Regions from separate parts of the Homo sapiens genome. Here regions 1 and 2 are each linked to region 3. The links are chromatin loops, found by intact Hi-C in ENCODE. Cell type or tissue: HepG2. All regions are shown on one strand. Each heading gives the region's core, and the rest is flanking DNA. Links, peaks and the distances in the headings are about the cores only.

Evidence for each region. Peaks named below come from ENCODE experiments on the same cell type or tissue, not always from the same donor. Only the 100,000 strongest peaks of a DNase experiment are listed, where the experiment ranks them.
Region 1: it touches region 3 in a loop (2.9-fold over the local background); 10 of 110 quality-filtered maps call a loop at or near these places.
Region 2: a loop joins it to region 3, with 2.9 times the contacts of the local background. A loop is called at or near these places in 11 of 110 quality-filtered maps.

What each region holds. Positions count from the first base shown.
Region 1 is chr9:112,115,752-112,123,027 of GRCh38, forward strand. All of the region lies in intron 6 of SUSD1 (sushi domain containing 1), which reads right to left. Among named protein-coding and RNA genes, the nearest start is that of SUSD1, 56 kb to the right of the region's middle. RefSeq lists an enhancer at 4,743-5,314. In HepG2, for the core only: no CTCF peak of the experiment used is centred there; a DNase peak (open chromatin) is centred at 3,910.
Region 2 is chr9:112,230,783-112,234,782 of GRCh38, forward strand. It overlaps PTBP3 (polypyrimidine tract binding protein 3), which reads right to left. Exons shown (of 14, transcript NM_001163788.4): 9 at 1,317-1,456; 10 at 598-631. Among named protein-coding and RNA genes, the nearest start is that of SUSD1, 57 kb to the left of the region's middle. In HepG2, for the core only: no CTCF peak of the experiment used is centred there; no DNase peak of the experiment used is centred there.
Region 3 is chr9:112,177,159-112,184,434 of GRCh38, forward strand. No RefSeq gene overlaps it. Among named protein-coding and RNA genes, the nearest start is that of SUSD1, 5.5 kb to the left of the region's middle. RefSeq lists an enhancer at 3,891-4,040. In HepG2, for the core only: no CTCF peak of the experiment used is centred there; a DNase peak (open chromatin) is centred at 3,583; H3K4me3 peaks cover 868 bases.

The sequences.
Region 1 (7,276 bases), core at 1,546-5,545, 62 kb before region 3:
TGAGCCAAGATTGTGCCACTGCACTGCAGCCTGGGCGGCAGAATGAGACTCCATTGCAAAAAAAAAAAAAAAGAAAAAAAAAAGAAAAGAAATACTCCAATTATGAGCATGGGTACCCTAAGAGACACAATGACCTTCAGTTCGCCCCCTTGGGTAGCATAAAGATGATGTTGGTACCAGTCTTTTATCAGCCTGAACAAGCCCCAGATATTTCTGGCCTCTACCCTCTTTGCTGCCCTTCAAAGCCCCAGAGCTCTTGGCATCTCTGCTCACTTACACATCCCTTTGATGCTAACTCACCACCTGGTCCAGAAAGAAAAGGCACCAGCCCAGCCCTCATCTTCTCTCTGAGTTGCCAGCAAAGCGAATTTCCTTTTTACTCTCAGTTCCTTTGTCATCGAAGCAGAGATTAGAAAGGAGTTTTCTTTCTTGTCCTTCCTTCTTGCTCATTCACTATGACAACTGTAAATGGCATCTCAAAGATGCCATCTGCCTCCAGCCTGTGCCATGCTCTCTGCACAGATGGGACCCAGATCCAATTATAGGGGTGTCAGATATTTCATCCCAGGGAGCAGTTTAACAAAGTTTGGTTGCTTTTCCCTCCAGGTGCCTACAAATTAGTTGGAAAGACTCCTTTATAAAAGAATCAGATATTCAACATCTACATTAATGCTGCCCTTTTAATGGAGACTATATGCCCTCATTCCAATAGTGCTGATAACTGAAAACATTTCTGGAAGTCCTCTTTGGAGCTGTCCCAGGGCTCTTTCATTCCCTGCTCACTACTAACTGAATGGCTATCAAATGCCAAGCATCCTGCCATGCCAGGCACTGGGCTGTGACGATGTTATCTGCTGACTATGTAGGGAAAAAGTACTCTTGAAAGTCATAGATCTGTGAATGTTAGTTGAAGGTATGGGTGCAGGTGAGATATGCAGGTAGGACAGAGACAGTGAATGGCCCAATGGCAGAACACTGGGAAACACTGAAACCCAGGGGGGAACCAGAGGAAAAAGGCAATGCAGAAGAGAGGCAGGAGGCTGGTAGAGTGACTGATGTCTAGGAAGGAAAGGAAGGACTTGAAAGAGTGTCTCTCAGCCTTCCAAGGCCAGGCACAGTGGCTGACACCTGTAATCTCAGCACTTTGAGAGGCCGAGGCAGACGGATTACTTGAGGCCAGGAGTTCAAGACCAGCCTGGCCAACATGGCAAAAACATGTCTCTACTAAAAATAGAGAAATTAGCCAGGTGTGGTGGTGCACACCTGTAATCCCAGCTACTCAAGAGGCCGAGGCACGAGAATCACTTGAACTTGGGAGGCGGAGGTTGCAGTGAGCTGAGATCGTGCCACTGCACTCCAGCCTGGGTGATACAACAAGACTCTGTCCCTAAAAAATAAAAATAAATTCTTTTAAGAAAATTATCAGCCTTCTTTCCCACCAGTCTCCCACAGCCTCCTCATCCCCTAGCCAAGAAGGGCCTGGAGCAGGTCAAGGCAGAGGGTGCAAACTCCATCTCCCTCTCTCCTCTCACATGGCTTTTCTCCCCTCATGGAGTGCCCACGGCATCAGGATTAGATCTGTGGTTTGACTTTGGGTAGAGGTGGGAAGAGCAGGCCCTCAGCCTGCCCAGTTGTAGAACACAGAGGCCTCTCTGGCTTAAAAGAAGGAGGCCCCCACAGTGTCCAGCTGAAGTCTCACTGGATTTGGGGAGAGAAAGTCTCAGTGAGTGATAAAGTAAGAGCCTTTGTTTTGCTTTACTCTATGTGTGTGTGTGTACACACAGGTACATATATATGTTATGTATATATAGATATAGATGTACATAATGTTATGTATTTTGGTATTTTGTTAGCATCTAGTATTTCTGTATGTGGTACTTAACACACTTGTAACTAAATACGTAAGTCATTATATAATGACCACCTCTCCTGAATGTAACTTTACGATGGCAAAGACCATGTTTCTCTCTCTATCCTCAGGCCCTAGCACAGTGCCTTAAATATAGATACTAAAAACTATGTATTATTTGGTTGAACTGGTTGAATGGATGGATAAAGGATCAACAATGCTAAATGTTGTGGAAAGGTTGAGAAGAATGACAGCTGAAACTGGAACATGAAATTGGCAGTTAGGTAGTCATCAGTCACCTTGGTGAGATGCTACAGTGAAGTGGGGGTGTTCGATGCCTGGTTTCCCCCCAGTAGGCTGAGAAGAGCATAGGAGGGGAGGGAATAAGACAGTGAGCCCAGACTACTCTTTCAGAAGTCCCACTGTGCAAGGACAGGGGCTGGTCTAGTGTACTCCCTTGGTTTCCAATTTTATATCCTTTTTCTTTATTTTTGGAAACAGCAAAAGGTCATAGAGAATAAATCCAGGTGACCCAAACAGATGGTCAAGCAAGCTCAGCATCATTTCTAGTCAAAACAGCATCTGATTTCAAAAGGAATGTAACTGATCTTCTAATACGGCTCATAAACTACCTCCAAAGGACATTATCAAATAGGATTCCAAGGCAAACACATGATGATAATGGCAGCACCACAGAAATCAGGGTATGGCTTCCCACAGTGCCTACTTGAATAAATGTATGTTTGGCTATAAAAGTTTTCATGTGTTTCCTTTCTTTCTTTGAAGTCTTAGATTCACATAAAATAAGTAGGAGTAGCATGGCTTAGAGTACGTTAGTGTAAAATATATTGCACACTTTGGGATGATTTTTGGTGGCACGCGAATACTTTTTTTCTTTTTTGGAGACGGAGTCTTGCGCTGTAGCCCAGGATGGAGTGCAGTGGCATGTTCTCAGCTGACTGCAACCTCCGCCTCCTGAGTTCAAGTGATCCTCCAGCCTCAGCCTCCCGAGTAGCTGGGACTACAGACGCGTGCCACCACACCCAGCTAATTTTTGTATCTTTAGTAGAGACGGGGTTTCACCATGTTGGCCAGGCTGGTCTCAAATTCCTGACCTCAGGTGATCCACCCTTCTCGGCCTCCCAAAGTGCTGGGATTACAGGCGTGAGCCACCGCGCCCAGCCAGGAATACATTTTTATCTGTTCGTTATGTATCAGTTTTTGTGTATATCAGAAAAATACACCTACTTCATCAAACTCATGAGATCACATATATTGTCCTTAATAAATTTGAATTATAAATTTAAGGTTAGGTTGTTTAAGGAAACACTCTAAGTAAATAATACTCTTATTATGGCAAACATTGTGTCAGGGTGGTATACAAATAATTCAAGCTTGGAAGACACTGATGTAGGAGAAAGAATGTGGTCTTTCTGGGCTTACAGGCCTCAGTTCAAATCCTGGCTCTACCATTTGCTAATTATTGAGTGACCATGTAAAAGTCACTTAACCTTTATGAGTCTCAGATTACTTATCTATGAAATGAAAATAACAAAGCTTACTTCAAAAGGGTTTTAAGAGGATGAAATGAAATCGAGCATTAAGGTCCCTAGCTGAGCCCTGGGTGTGTACGTTCATGCTCAGCCAGCAGTAGCTATAATGCTTGATGGTCCAAACCTCATTCACATATTCCAATACATCCGGCCATGTGGCTATTTATGTAAATGTATCCATTTATTCCGGCTGACCTTTCTGTTCCATCTGAAATGTGTGTGGCTGCAACTGAGCACCCAGTGGGCTGGAGAAGAGGGTCACCAGCCAAACAGAAGGGACAGAGGCCAACAGGAGTCCTGGAGGCATCAGAGCAGTGCCCAGAGCAGTTTAGAGGCACAGAAAGGATCCTAGCGATAAACAGCCTCTGTTCCAGCAGAGATGTTACCCTTCTGAGAGCGTGGAGTGAGTGAGCGTCAGCCTTATAATCATTAACTCAGATTCTAAACATGAAAAGCCAAATGGCCTGTGCAGAATGGAAGCCAGGGAAAGTCTTATCAAGAATGAATCAGTCTCTTTGATCTTGAGGTAAACCGACTCATTAACATCAAGCTTCCACCTGGGGTTTTTCCAGACACGAAAGTGATTGCCTAATTCCCAGCTGTCTGGAGTTTCCAGTCCAAACTGGCCTGGCGGGGAAGGAGGGGGCAGGAAAAAATAAGTCCCACCAGCTTGATAGAGCTCACACCCCATTAAAAGCACATACGATTTGTGCTACTAATCCCAAAGACTAGTGGCTTCCTTACAAACAACCCAGGTAAAGATAAATTATTCTACCCAGTTTGGAACTAAACAGGAAGATGAACAGTGAAAACAGGACAGAGGTAGGAGGCATTCAGAGAGAAGCAGAAAAGTAGAAAAAGATGAGAGGGGAAGCCAAACGTGAACACGAAGACAGGGAAATATAAAATACACAGAGGCAGGAGGATGGCTTGAGGCTAGCAGTTTGAGACCGGCCTGGGCAACATAGTGAGACACCCGTCTCTACAAAAAACATTTTTAAAATTTAGCCATGCGTGGTGGGTCATGTCTGTAGTCCCAGCTGCTTGGGAGGCTGAGGCAGAAGGATCGCTTGAGCCCAGGAGTTGGAGGCTGTGGTGAGCTGTGATCACTGCACTTCAACCTGGGTGACAGAGTGAGACTCCATCTCCAACAACAACAACAAAATACACAGAGACAGTTGGGATGAGGGGAGTGAAGAAATAGGTAACAAGTGAAAAACAGGGAAAAGAAAAAAGAAGAGGGGTAGCTGAGCAAGAGCCATGGTAATCAGCAGCTCTCACTACATTACCAGAAGCCTCTCCTACCTACCCACCCAGAGATCATCTGCACTGTACCATGAATTAATCAGCATGTAAATCATCCCCTTTATCTGCGGAAATTGAATTTAGCTGCCAATCCTGATTGAGGGCATAAAGGCCTCCTCACAGAAAGATCACAGCTCTCAGGGAGAATGCCTTTTCTTTTCTTAAATCAAAGCTTGCATAAACCCATGGAAACAGCTGCAGCTGGAGCCACAGACTTTGTGAAAGGTAGCAGGCTGAGGATGGTAATTATAATTAGCAGTTACATAACATGTTTGTTCTTCAAAGTGCTCTACAAGCATCAGCTAATTAATAGCTTACTATGCCCCATGCAGATCCACTGGTTTTTCATGCGGTGACTAATTCTTATACCCCCATTGACTGCTGAATGTTGGAGGCAGAGCAGCTTGAGCAATGAAGCAAATGGCTGAGGCTCACAAGCTATACCCAGCTCTTACCAAGTGACTCCAGCAGTTGTTCTGTGTCGGGAATACTTCCCCAAACATTGAATTCAGCATTCCAGGAGGCAGCTACCTCACCTCCTCCAAATAACTCTTGGAGATGCTTTTGCAAATGCCATGATAGGTTGGAGTGACCATCAGTCTAGTCCAGCGTGGCATTAGCTCCAATTATTAAGACTGGACCCCCCTAGAGTCTTTGGTGTCAGTTACACGTTTGCCCTTGCTCCTCTGTGCAGGCTGGGCAAGTCAATGAGACCTCTCTAAGAGAAGACTGCATTGTATCTCTGGGTTCTTATCCAGCTCTACCCTTCTTTGTTTTTCTGATTGCAGTCTCTGGCCTACATCCTCTTGAATTCGCGATGGAGATAACCAAATATAGGAATTGCATGGCACATACAGGGCCTCAACAGCAGAGGTGAGCTTTCCATCTATCCCAAGAATGCTTTACTCAAGGATTTCAGAGGTCCAGGAACACCTTGCTACTTGTAAAACATTATATGTGTATGTGTATGTGCATACCTTTGGGGAAAAGGTCTGTTTCCCCTGTTGCACTGTAAATTCCAAGAGGGTCATGCCGACAAAGTACCTGACAAATAGTGTATGCTAAATAGATATCTATTGAATGAATGGACAGATTTCCTCAAATTCCCATCCCCAACATCGTTATGAACCACTGCTCTATGGACAAATAATCCCCAGGGGCCTACATGTCTTGTTTGCTCTGGCCAGAATTTCCGATGGAAAATGTTGGTGGGCAAGACCACAATTCTGCTGCTAGTCAAACCAGAGACCCAGATCAAAGCTCCTGGAGATTTCACTCTTCAGAGACCTGTCTTCAGAGCCAAGCAAGTCAACAGCCAGAAATATATTCCCAGGGACTATGTGACAACCATTTGTCATACCTTCTGATCAACCACCACAAATGGTAAGAATCATTGCCTTTTCTCACCTTGTTCCTCAGAGGCAGAGGTGTGAAATGAATCATGTAGAAGTACACGCTTCTGATTCATGAGAAGATCTTCACATGAGGCTAACAACTTTAGGAAAAAGACTAACATGTGCATGGTGCTTTCAGCTTTCTAAAATGCGCCCCACAGATTATCTTATTCGATTCCTTTTCAACACTCTCTGAGGTAAGAAAAACAGACTTTATTTCCCTCTTTTATAGATGAGGAAACCGAGGCTCAGAATGCCTGGCCTAATGACACACAGCTAATATATGGCATTGCTAGAATATGAAGTGAAGTCTCAAAACTCCTTTTTTAATTGAGACAGAGTCTCGCTCTATCCCCCAGGCTGGAGTACAGGGATGTGATCTTGGCTTACGACTGTCTCCTGGGTTCAAGCAATTCTCCTGCATCAGCCACCTGAGTACTGGGGACTACAGGTGTGCACCGCCACACCTGGCAAATTTTTAATTTTTTGTAGAGATGGGGTCTCTCTATGTCACCCAGGCTGGTCTTGAACTCCTGGGCTCAAGCAATCCTCCTGCCTTGGCCTCTCAAAGTGCTGGGATTACAGGTGTGAGCCACTGCACCCGGCTAATTTTTGTATTTTTAGTAGACATGGGGTTTCATCATGTTGGCCAGGCTGGTCTTGAACTCCTGACCTCAAGTGATCCACTGCCTCAGCCTCCCAAAGTACAGAGATTACAGGTATGAGCCATTGCACCAGGCCTCAAGACTCCTTTTCACCAGCAATTCCACTTCTGGATATATATCCAAAAGAATTGAAAACAGGGTCTCAAAGAGAGATTTGTACACACATTTCATAGCAGCATTATTCATCATAGCCAAAAGATGGAACACACACCCAAGTGTCCATCAACAAATGAATGGATAAACAAAACATGGGATACTCATATAATGGACTATATGAAGAATGGAAATGTTGACACATGTTACAACATGGATGTATCTTAAAGACATTATGCTTAGTGAAATAAGCCAGTCTCAAATGAACAAGTACCATATGAGATACCTACAGTAGTGAAATTCACAAGAGACAGAAAGTAGAAGGGTGAGGTTCCAGGGGCTGTGGGGAGGGGCAAATGGGGAGTTGTTGTTTAATGGGTATAAAGTTTCAGTTTTGCAAGATGAAAAAGTTCTGGA
Region 2 (4,000 bases), core at 1-4,000, 52 kb after region 3:
ATTGCTTATTTCATTGTTCTCATATTTCTATGCTGTTCGAAAGTTTGGAGACTATTTTTAAAACCTGAATCGCATTATACCACTCTCTTGCCTTAAAATTATTCAATGGCTTCCGATTGTTCTTAGGTAAAAACCAAATTCCTTAACAAAGCTTTTAACAGCTCTTCACGATTTTGACCCTACGCAGCTGTCCACCTTCACCAGGTCTCCATTATGCTTGCCTATGCTCACCACTGGGCTTCCTTCACTTCCATGCACCAGGACCCATCTCTCCCCTCTCCCCTCCCCTGTGAAGACATTGCCCTCCCTTTCTGCCTGGCTGATTCTTACTCATGTTGAACAAGTCAGCTTAACTATCATTTCTATTGAGTCCCTCTGCTAGGTTAGGTCTCCCTGCGTTACACTCCCTTTACAAAACCTATATTTCCCATACTATAAATCATCACTGTAATTACTTACTAAGTCTTATTCACTGTTTTATCCTCAGTGTCAGCACAATACTTGGCACACAGAAGTAATCAATACATATTACTAAAAAAGTGAAATGTGCTCAATTCACACCTGTAGACAATAATAAAATAGCAAAAATGAACTTACCAAATAGGATAAAAAGCCCATGTGGTGTGATAAGCTGTAAAGGGTAACACAAAGTTAAGTGTCTGACAATTTAAGTAAAAATTGAAAATAAGTTTATTTATACTGTAATGGCAGTTGATTTTATTTTAAAGCATGGTTTTATATGCTTCTTCCGTATATACTAGTGATGAATTTTAATAGAAGTTCTTAAAACAAACTTAAGCATTTTAATTTGAATACAACCCTGGATCAGAAGCTACCATGGCTAGGCATGGTGGCTCACACCTGTAATCCCAGCACTTTGGGAGGCTGAGGTGTGTGTCGCTTGAGCCCAGGAGCTTGAGACCAGCCTGGGCAACATAGCAAGATCCTGTTTTTACAAAAGAATTAAAAAAAAAAATTAGCCAGGCGTGGTAGTGGGCACCTGTAATCCTAGCTACCTGAGAGCCTGAGGTGGGAGGATCACTTGAGCCCAGGAAGCAGAGGTCACAGTGAGTGAATGCAGCACCACACTGAAGCCTGAGTAACAGAGTAAAATCCTTTCTGAAAAGAAAAGAAGAGAAGAGAAGAGAAGAGAAGAGAAGAGAAGAGAAGAGAAGAGAAGAGAAGAGAGAAGAGAAGAGAAGAGAAGAGAAGAGAAGAGAAGAGAAGAGAAGAGAAGAAAAGAAAAGAAAGAAAGAAAAAAGTGCTACTATACCTTCTCCTGAAAGACTATTTACATATAATACTTTTCAACTCACATCAGGATTGAGATTTGTGACGAGTAGAACAGAATTTCCTGGTATACCACTAGCCCCAGGAATGGCCATCCTTCCAGTGACAGCAGAAGAGGTGATTGTGAGAGGACCAAGAGCTCCAGGAACAGCTGGAACTGATAGACCTTTTAAAAATACCAAAAGCATTTCATATTCTAATTATTTGAAGAACTGTAACACTTGATACAATTTAAGTAAATAAAGAGGAAAGGAAAACTACAGAAAGAAAATGTGTCAAGGCTACCATAAAGATACTGAAGGCCAGTTTTCTGCCCTACAGAGTCTGTCTGCAAGCTGAGCTCCTCATCTATTGACATTACTATACTTAGTGCTCTATTATCCACACAGTACTCTGCAGAGTAACTGAACTCACTGGGCCTAACGCTATTAGGCTTTTCAGAGGGTCTATCAACTACAAACACTCCCTCTGTTTCTTACAATAGATATATCCTAACACCCTTCTATCAAGTGTATATGCTTTTCATACTGACTTCTACCATAAAATCAGATATGTATTTTTTTAAAGTCCTTCAGCAGAAAGTCAAAAACATGCATGCTAGGTAGTGCTATATGACATTTTATATGGGAAAAACATTTTGTGACTGTATAAAATGCTATATTAAATATTATTCTGACCAAAATAGATATTTACAGAATTCAATATTCTTTTGTAGCAGAAATGTTCTGAGCTCTCTACTTCTCTAGGTACTATGGAAATCCTGAAAGCTCAGTAACAGCAGAATACTGACACTATACTTAAAACAGCACACTTTCCCACTATTTTGTGTTCTCAGCTTAAAACCTGTCTAAGGTAAAACCTCTAGTTTATGCAAAATGAACCAATTCCTTAATTTAATGACTCTTTAAAATAAACAGTCTGACCACTTCACCACAAATCATGTAATTAAATTATAATATATTTTACATTCAGCCTATTCTGCTTGATAATCTAAGAAGGTCATAACTACCATCATCCATACTGCTGAATTTTAAAACTGTGCAGACCACATTCTCAGGCTGAATACTACTGCACGAAATCAATAGCCTTCACATGACATATTCCCATGCCCCTCCAGTCCAACCCTGACTTTTGCATAACTTTTGCTGTTTGTATGTCTGTTATTCATGAGCTAAGAGCACAGTTGAGCTACACTGTAGGGTGTGTGTGTGTGTGTGTGTGTGTGTGTGTGTGTGTGTGTGTGTATCTTCTATCAGCTTAAAAGTCTTATCAAGTCAGAAGCCCTCTTTTATTCACTTTTCATCTTTCTTAATATTAATTAATATTTATATATAGAGTATATCTAAAAGAAATATCCAAAATGAGGGAAAACATATCAAAATGTCCACCAATTGTTAAACCTTGAGGAGCTTCAAATAAATAAACTATGTTTTTAACACAATAGGTAGAATATTCACTTAATTAAACATATGTTAAGATATACTAAAAACCACCAAGATGGTAAAATTTAAAACCTCAACCTTCATATCACTCTTTCTGTTAACTCCATCCTCTCCATCAAAAAGAGAGTAGTTATTGGCCAGGTGCAGTGGCTCACCCTTTAATCCCAGCACTTTGGGAGGCTGAGGCAGGCTAATCGCTTGAGGCCAGGAGTTTGAGACCAGCCTAGCCAACATGGCGAAACCCCACCTCTACTAAAAATACAAAAATTAGCTGGGCGTGGTGACATGCACTTCTAGTCCCAGCTACTCAGAAGGCTGAGGCATGAGAATCATTTGAACCCAGGAAGTGGAGGTTGCAGTAAGACAAGATTGCACCACTGCATTCCAGCCTGGGCAACAGAGTGAGCTATCTGTCTCACAACAACAACAAAAAAAAGAGAGAGAGAGAGTAGTTAAAATTCCCAGAATTCAAAGGTTAGAATATAAAGATTACTGCCAGAAAGCAGCTATGTTGCAATTTAAAATGTAGTTAAAGTCATGAATCAGTTTAAGTTGGAAATATGTGGAGTAGGCTTACCAAACTCTGTCATTCCCCTAATCACCAACCTCAGTGTTTTCTTTAGACACCAGAGATAAAACCATAAAGTAACATTTTCTCTTTTCCTTAAATTATAATCAAATTCATTTTGTTTACTGTTTTGAAAATAATGGGAATCATTATCAACGTATTAATCAACTCCTATCTCTTAATTACCTCCATTAGCTAAAGAGACAAAATATATATCCCCTGAAATAAACAGCATGCATACCCCTCTATCGTAATCTTCAAAACCCATTAATGACAAAAGGTTTTCCAAAGATGAATAGTGAATGTATAGTATGACTGCATATTATTTGTTGAGTACTGTCAAAGGCATTGAAGGCCCAAAGATAAGACAGGTCTGTTCAACACATAATTGATAAGTTTATCAGTAAAGACAGAGCAGCTTATACATTTTATATAACAACTGGAAAGGCAAATCTAAGGTTATTTAATGTAGTTAGCCTATAGTTATTTGTGCCAAAAGCAAACATAAATGATGCAGAACACATACTGATTACTGGAATTAAAAATAGGACCAGAGAGAATAATTTGTAAATAACAAGGAAGCTATATATCATACAAATCACTACACTTCTACAGCTGATATGCATAATGCTTTATGGTAAATTCTTCAAATATGATAACATTCTTCATCTTGGTAAGTTCCTAGAAAATATACAACTTC
Region 3 (7,276 bases), core at 1,886-5,885:
ACTAGCCTCAACCTCCCAGTAGCTGGGACTACAGGGGCGCAGCATCATGCCTGGCTCATTTAAAAAATTTTTTTTGTAGAGACAAGATCTGGCTATGTTGCCCAGGCTGGTCTCCAACTCCTTGGCTCAAGCAATCCTCCCACCTTGGTCTCCCAAAGTGCTGGGATTACAGGAGTGAGCCACTGCATCTGGCCTCACAAGCTCTTTTCTTAGCAGGCTTTCTTGAAAATTATTTTTGATCAACAAAGACAGGCACCTGTTTGGGGAGCAATAGATGGACGGTGTGTCTCTATTATTTAGACAAATTTTTTAAGTTCAGCTCTCCATAAACTTCAAACTTGGAAATCATGTCATTGTTTCAACAAATATACCATTCACTTAAGATTTTTAACCAGCCTATACCACTTCATCCCCACTGTGGCCCCTTGCAAAATAAATAAACTTAAGTATATATGTATATACATTTTTTATTGATAATGTCAGGAAAATTTGTCCAAAACTTGGAAATGGGCAAAAGAGATTACTGGGTATCCTTTCAGTGGGGTGCTGGGTGCACCGTCGCTGGACTTCCTATTGACTAGGCTATTTTGCAGCACTAGAGGGCTAGAAGTTAACTTGCCGAAAACTGATGATAATGTAAAAGATTTATGTCCATAGCAGTGAAAATGAATGTTTTCCAAGAGAAATATAAGTGATCAGTCCTTTCTGCCAGAAAATAAATAAGTTAAACCCACTAATTTCATTTTGTCCTATATGATACTAACTAGTTAACCAGTTTGGCACCTATTAGCAAATTCATGTGATCATTCCTGATGTTGGATTTTCCTTTGAACCTTAACATCTTGCTAGTTCTCCTTTGAGATCAACAACTTACTGAGTCCTCCATTAATCAATTGAATAGAATCTTAGATATGTTTTCATCTTATAGTTGCATAAGTCATGTTTTCAACTTTTTGAAAATTATATTTCAGGACAATCCATCTTACTCTATATTCCACATTAGATTGCTTGACTTTCATCAATTCTTTTCATTGGCTCATTTTTAAATTTCAAATACATATTTTTGGTTAAAACAATACTTCTTACTCAATGGTGAGTTCATTGGATCACATAATGAAAAATTATCTCCTCATCCAACAGTATTTGTCACAAGAATTAAAACAGAATCTTGAACCAGTGTTAAGTTTGGAGGAACAGTGGGATTATTGCTGACAAAGTATTTGACTTAAGAAAAATGTTCTTTCAAGAGAGCATGGTTAATATACCAGCATTTTCTAAAAAAGAACTTGAAAGAAGCTTTCTTCTCCTTCTCCCTCTCCTCCATTTCCTCCTCATTCTTCTTCTTCTTTCTTTGAGACAGGAGGATCTCACTGTGTCACCCAGGGTGGAGTTCAGTGGTGCAATCATGGCTCACTGCAGCCTTGACCTCCCAAGCTCAAGCGATCCCTCCACCTCAACCTCCCAAGTAGCTGGGACTACAAGCACATGCCACCATGTCCAGCTAATTTTTTAAAAAAAATGTAGAGACAGGGTCTTGCTGTGTTGCCCAGGCTAGTCTTGAACTATTGGCCTCAAGGGATCCTCCCGCTTCAGCCTCCCAAAGTTCTGGGATTGCAGTTGTGAGCCACTATGCCTGGCTGAGACTTAGTGTTTAGTGGGTATCGACTTTCAGTTTTGCAAGATGAAAAAAGTTCTGTGGATGGATAGTGGTGGTGATTGCACAACAATGTGAATGGACCTAACACTGAACTGTACACTTAAAAATGTTTGTTTGTTTGTTTGTTTTTGAGACAGAGTCTCACTCTTGTTGCCCAAGCTGGAGTCCAATGGCATTATCTCGGCTCACTGCAACCTCTGCCTCCCGAGTTCAAGCGATTCTCCTGCCTCAGCCTCCCAAGTAGCTGGGATTCCAGGCACATGCCACCACGCCTAGCTAATTTTGTACTTTTAGTAGAGACGGGGATTCACCATGTTGGTCAGGCTGTTCTCAAACTCCTGACCTCAAATGATCCACCCACCTCGGCCTCCCAAAGTCCTGGGATTATAGGCATAAGCCACCACACCCAGCCTTAAAAATGTTTAAAATTGGCTGGACGCAGTGGCTCACACCTGTAATCCCAGCACTTTGGGAGGCCGAGGCAGGTGGATCACGGCGTCAGGAGATCGAGACCATCCTGGCTAACACGGTGAAACCCCGTCTCTACTAAAAATATAAAAAAGTAGCTAGGCGTGGTGGCAGGCGCCTGTAGTCCCAGCTACTCTGGGGCTGAGGCAGGAGAATGGCGAGAACCCGGGAGGCAGAGGTTGCAGTGAGCCGAGATCGCGCCACTGCACTCCAGCCTGGGTGACAGAGCAAGACTCCATCTCAAAAAAAAAAAAAAAAAAAAGTTTAAAATCGTTTTTAAAAATTCAATGACAAAAAACGTTTATGCCCATTTTTATTTTTATTTTATCAAATAGGCAAATATTAAGGACTTTCCAAATTAGTTTTGGTTCTGGCAAATCTATATGGGATCAGGTTTACAAGAAAGATATCTTGGAAAGCCCCATTTTTCCCAATATTCCTGAGACATAAGTGAATGGGATTTCGGGAGAGCTCTGAGAGGACTCTGGAGAGCCATGGGTATGGGAAGGCAGAGGGCAGGCAAAAAATTTCATTCTGAACACTGGTTCAGTATCTCTAGGGAGATTTTCCCCCAAGCTGCTCTTCTCAGTGTCGGATTCCAGTGTGAAGAGGTTTGGGGTTTGTCCAGTGGGTTCCCATCTGGCTACAAGGCCAGAAGGAGAATCGAGGAGGGAGATTGGATACTAAATATCCTGGGACTCTCCTGGAAAAAAATCCATTCTTGCTTACCACACTCCTGACCATAAATGATTACAGAGACTGCTTTGGGACAGCTCCTGGCAGGCTTGCAAATTGTTATTTTTGTTTTTAATTTAATTTATTTATTTAGAGACAGAGTCTTGCTCTGTCGCCCAGGCTGGAATGCAGTGGCGTGATCACAGCTCACTGCAACTTTCAACTTCTGGGCAAAAGCAATCCTCCCTCCCCAGCCTCCCATAAATTGTAAATAAATTGTTTATATGTGGGTTTTTTAGGAATGGCTTGAATATCTAATTGTAATGAGTTTAATATACTCTGGGGTTGCACTTACTGCCTGAAGTTTGCATTAACAGAAATAATTTAAATATTTGAAGCCTTTGAAGTATATTGGCTGAAAACTTGTGTGTTTGAAACAAAGTAACAGTCCCTCTGTAACAGTCTGCTCCACCCCCACCTCATCTAACCCTGGCTGACTCGACATCTGTGAAAACCCCAAGGCCACCTTCAAAGAAGCCACATTACCCCTCCCAGAATGGAGTCATCATCTCAAGCAGATTTGTAAAGGCTGATAAGAAGGACCTGTCCCTCTGGAGAAATGCCCTTCTGATGAAGTCTCTAACTCAAACAAAGGCCAACTTCTCATTTTTTGAAGCTTAATGACTCTCAGATACTTTGCTGCTATTGGAGAAACAGTAGGATTACTCTGCCTTCTCCAGCATACCTCTCCCTCCCTTTAGACACACACATACATCAAACACCCTACCTGGAGTTAGTGTGTAGACCTTGGGCAACAAGTGCACTATTGTCTGCTGCACGTGGCTGTGCTACAACCAGTGTGTAATTTACCCAAAACGCTAGTATTCTCAGAAAAGCAAAACAAGCATGGGTGGAAAGGGACAGCTCAGCTTAGGGGACAAGTCCTGGACTCCCTATTTTTACAATAGTGCTCTCTCTCCTCACTGTAATGGACTCAAGAGACCCTGTGATCCCCCCAGCAGAAGCTGGGGCAGCAGCAAGATTTAGATTTGGACTTGGATTTGGGAGCAAACTTCAGACACTGCAACAGACAAGTTCAAGGAGCAGCAGGCTTAGTATTCACCTATCCTCCCCCGACCTCAGGTGGTGGAGACAACACCAAGTGAGACAGGCTGTGTCACCCAGTCTCTGTCTCTGTCACACACACACACACACACACACACACACACACACACAGCATCACCTTCCTCACTTGCAAAAGCCTCAGCTGTTGGTGTTTTTATTCCACAAACCCTGAAAGGAAGCCTGCTGACAGCCCATTTCCGGACCCAGGATCAGCCACCCACAGCCCTAAGGAGAAGCAGGCCAGGCAGTGGGGACCAAATCAGCAATGAGCAGCACAGTCGCTGAGGAAGCCACAACAGCTGTGAAGGCGGATGGTTCCAGACCTTCACTGATAGAGAGACCAGCTCACAGTGAAGACCCGTATCATCGACCTGGGCAAATAGTGCAATCTTCAAAACAAAAATACTTTACTCAATTATTTTGCAATGGACTTAGCTACAAGCTCTATTGGTTTCTTTGCTCGCCACTGTTTTTCATGTCCTATGTCTTCCTCTTTTCCCACTTCTCCTCCTCCTTCACCTTCTTTGGGGACGTCTTTGAGTATCTGTTTCAGAAAGTATTCCTGGGTGGTAAACTTCGAATCTTTGCAAGTCCAAATACATATTGATTTTGCCCTCATAATTTTTTTTTTTTTTTTTTGGAGACAGGGTCTTGTTCTGTCGCTCAAGCTGGAGTGCAGTGGCCCAATCTTGGCTCACTGCAACCCCCGTCTCCTGGGTTCAAGCGATTCTTGTGCCTCAGCCTCCCAAGTAGCTGGGATTACAGGCATGCGCCATCACATCCAGCTGATTTTTGTATTTTTAATAGAGCCAGGATTTCGCTATGTTGCCCAGGCTGGTCTCAAACTCCTGGCCTCAAGTGATCTGCCTGCCTCGGCCTCCCAAAGTGCTGGGATTACAGGCATGAGCCACCGCACCGAACCCCATAATTTAATTATACATTAACAGAATATAGAATTCTGGATTCAAAATAATTAAGTGATAGGTTAATGTGGTCTAGAATTCCAGATTCAGATGGAGTGCTGCAGATGGAGGGTCCCATGCTACTGTGGTTATCAACCCCTTATAGGTGACATGTCATTCTCCTATCATATCTACCAAGCTTTGGGGGATTTTCTCTTTATCCTGGGAATTCAGAAATTTCATGAGGATATAATGTTTCATTATTCTTGCCTAGCACTCAATGGACCCTTTCAATTTGTAGAATTAAGGCTTTCTACAGGAAAGACATTTTTTCTATTAATTATTTGATTCTTTCATTCCCTCAATTATTTCTATTTATCCCTTCTGGAATGCATGGGAATTTTTTTTTAATAGAGTCTCACTTTGTTGCCCAGGCTGCCTTCAACCTCCTAACTTCAAGCTATCCTCTCTCCTTGGCCTTCCAAATGCTGGGATTACACATGTGAGCCACCATGCCTGGCTGGGAATTTTTTAACACTTGCCTCTAGCCTCCATGGCTGTTAGTATTTTTCTTTGACTCTTTACTTTCTTTGCCTTCATTTACTGAATGTGGGAGATTGCCATAACTCAATTTAGTGAACTTTGTGTTCATGAATTTGATCCTTATCCATGCCGTTCTGCTCTTCATTTCATCTGCTGAAATATTTTTATATCAGCAATCATGCTTTTAATTTCTAAGAACTCTGCTTCTTTGTATAGAATGGCTTTTTTTTTTCTGTAGTTGTAATGACTTCTGTTTTATCAGGAAGTTGTTCATTTACTTGTTGAGTTTGATGACTCTTCTTCTGCTGGTTTTCCTCAAGTGTTTCATGATTTTTGACTGTCCTTATTTCTACATGAGGGTCTCCTCTGTTATGAATTAACAGTTTATGAGAATGAATCAGATGGTGATATGGTTTAGCTCTGTGTCCCCATCCAAATCTCATCTGCAATTGTAATCCCCACGTGTCCATGTCCAGGAAGGGAAGTGATTGGATTATGGGAGCAGTTTCCCCTATGTTATTCTCATGATAATGAGTGAGTTCTCCTGAGATCTGATGGTTTTATGAGGGTCTCTTCCCTCTTCACTTTCTCTTCTCTTGCCTGCCACCATGTAAGATGTGCCTGCTTCCCCTTCCGCCATGATTGTAGGTTTCCTGAGGTTTCCCCAGACATGTAAAACTGTGAGTCAATTAAACCTCTTTCCTATATAAATTACCCAGTCTAGGTATTTCTTTATGGCAGTATGAAAATGGGGCCAGGCGTGGTGGCTCATGCCTGTAATGCCAGCACTTTGGGAGGCTGAGGCAGGCGGATCACCAGCTCAGGAGTTCAAGACCAGCATGGCCAATGTGGTGAAACCCAGTCTCTACTAAAAATACAAAAATTAGCCGGGCATGGTGGCGCCCACCTGTAATCCCAGCTACTCAGGAGGCTGAGGCAGGAGAATTGCTTAAACCTCAGAAGTGGAGGTTGCAGTGAGCCAAGATTGAGCCACTGTACTCCAACCTGGGCAACAGAGCAAGAATCCATCTCAAAAAAAAAAAAGAAAAGAAAATGGACTAATACAGGTGAGTTAAAAAAAAAATGGAATCAATAATTTGGCTATATTTCTCCAGGTGAGAATCTCTGCTTTCTTAGGAGTAAATGGAGATTTGTTTACAGTGGTTCTAGCTCCAGTGGTTGTGCAAAGCAGGAGGTAGGAGTGGGGAGATAAAGAGAGTGCATTTGAGACCTCCTTCTTGGTTGCCATACTTTCTCTGGCCCCAGTGCCTTCTCTGGGAGCCTCTTTTGTATCACTATTCTCATCTTATTTGGTAAGCAATAAGCTTCATTTACAGTTATCACTTGGGCTGGTCATGGTAATCCCAGCATTTTGGGAGGCCAAGGTGGGCAGATCACTTGAGGTCAGGAGTTCAAGACCAGCCTGGCCAACATGGCAAAACCCCATCTCTACTAAAAATACAAAAAATTAGCCAGGCGTGGTGGCAGGCACCTGTAATCCCAGCTACTCAAGAGGCTGAGGCAAGAGAATCACTGAATCACTTGGATCCAGGAGGTGGAGGTTGCAGTGAGCAGAGATCGTGCCACTACACTCCAGCCTGGGCAATAAGAGCAAAACTCCATCTCAAAATAAATAAAATATAAATAAATAAATAAAGTTATCCCTTGGGGAAAAAATTCAGAACTAGCCACTTCTAAAACAGAAAATAGGTGAAGACGTTTGTAGCTCATGAATAAATTACCAGTTCACTATCCTACCGGTTCCTTTTCCCATCTCTGCTATCTCTGAACCTGAGATAATTCTGGAGTTCTAATGGGAAAATGTACTATTTTGGAGATGCTCTCTTTCTGCTTTCATGAGATTGTGGGTGCCTCAGCTCTGTTATGTTTTTATCAGTCTGATCAC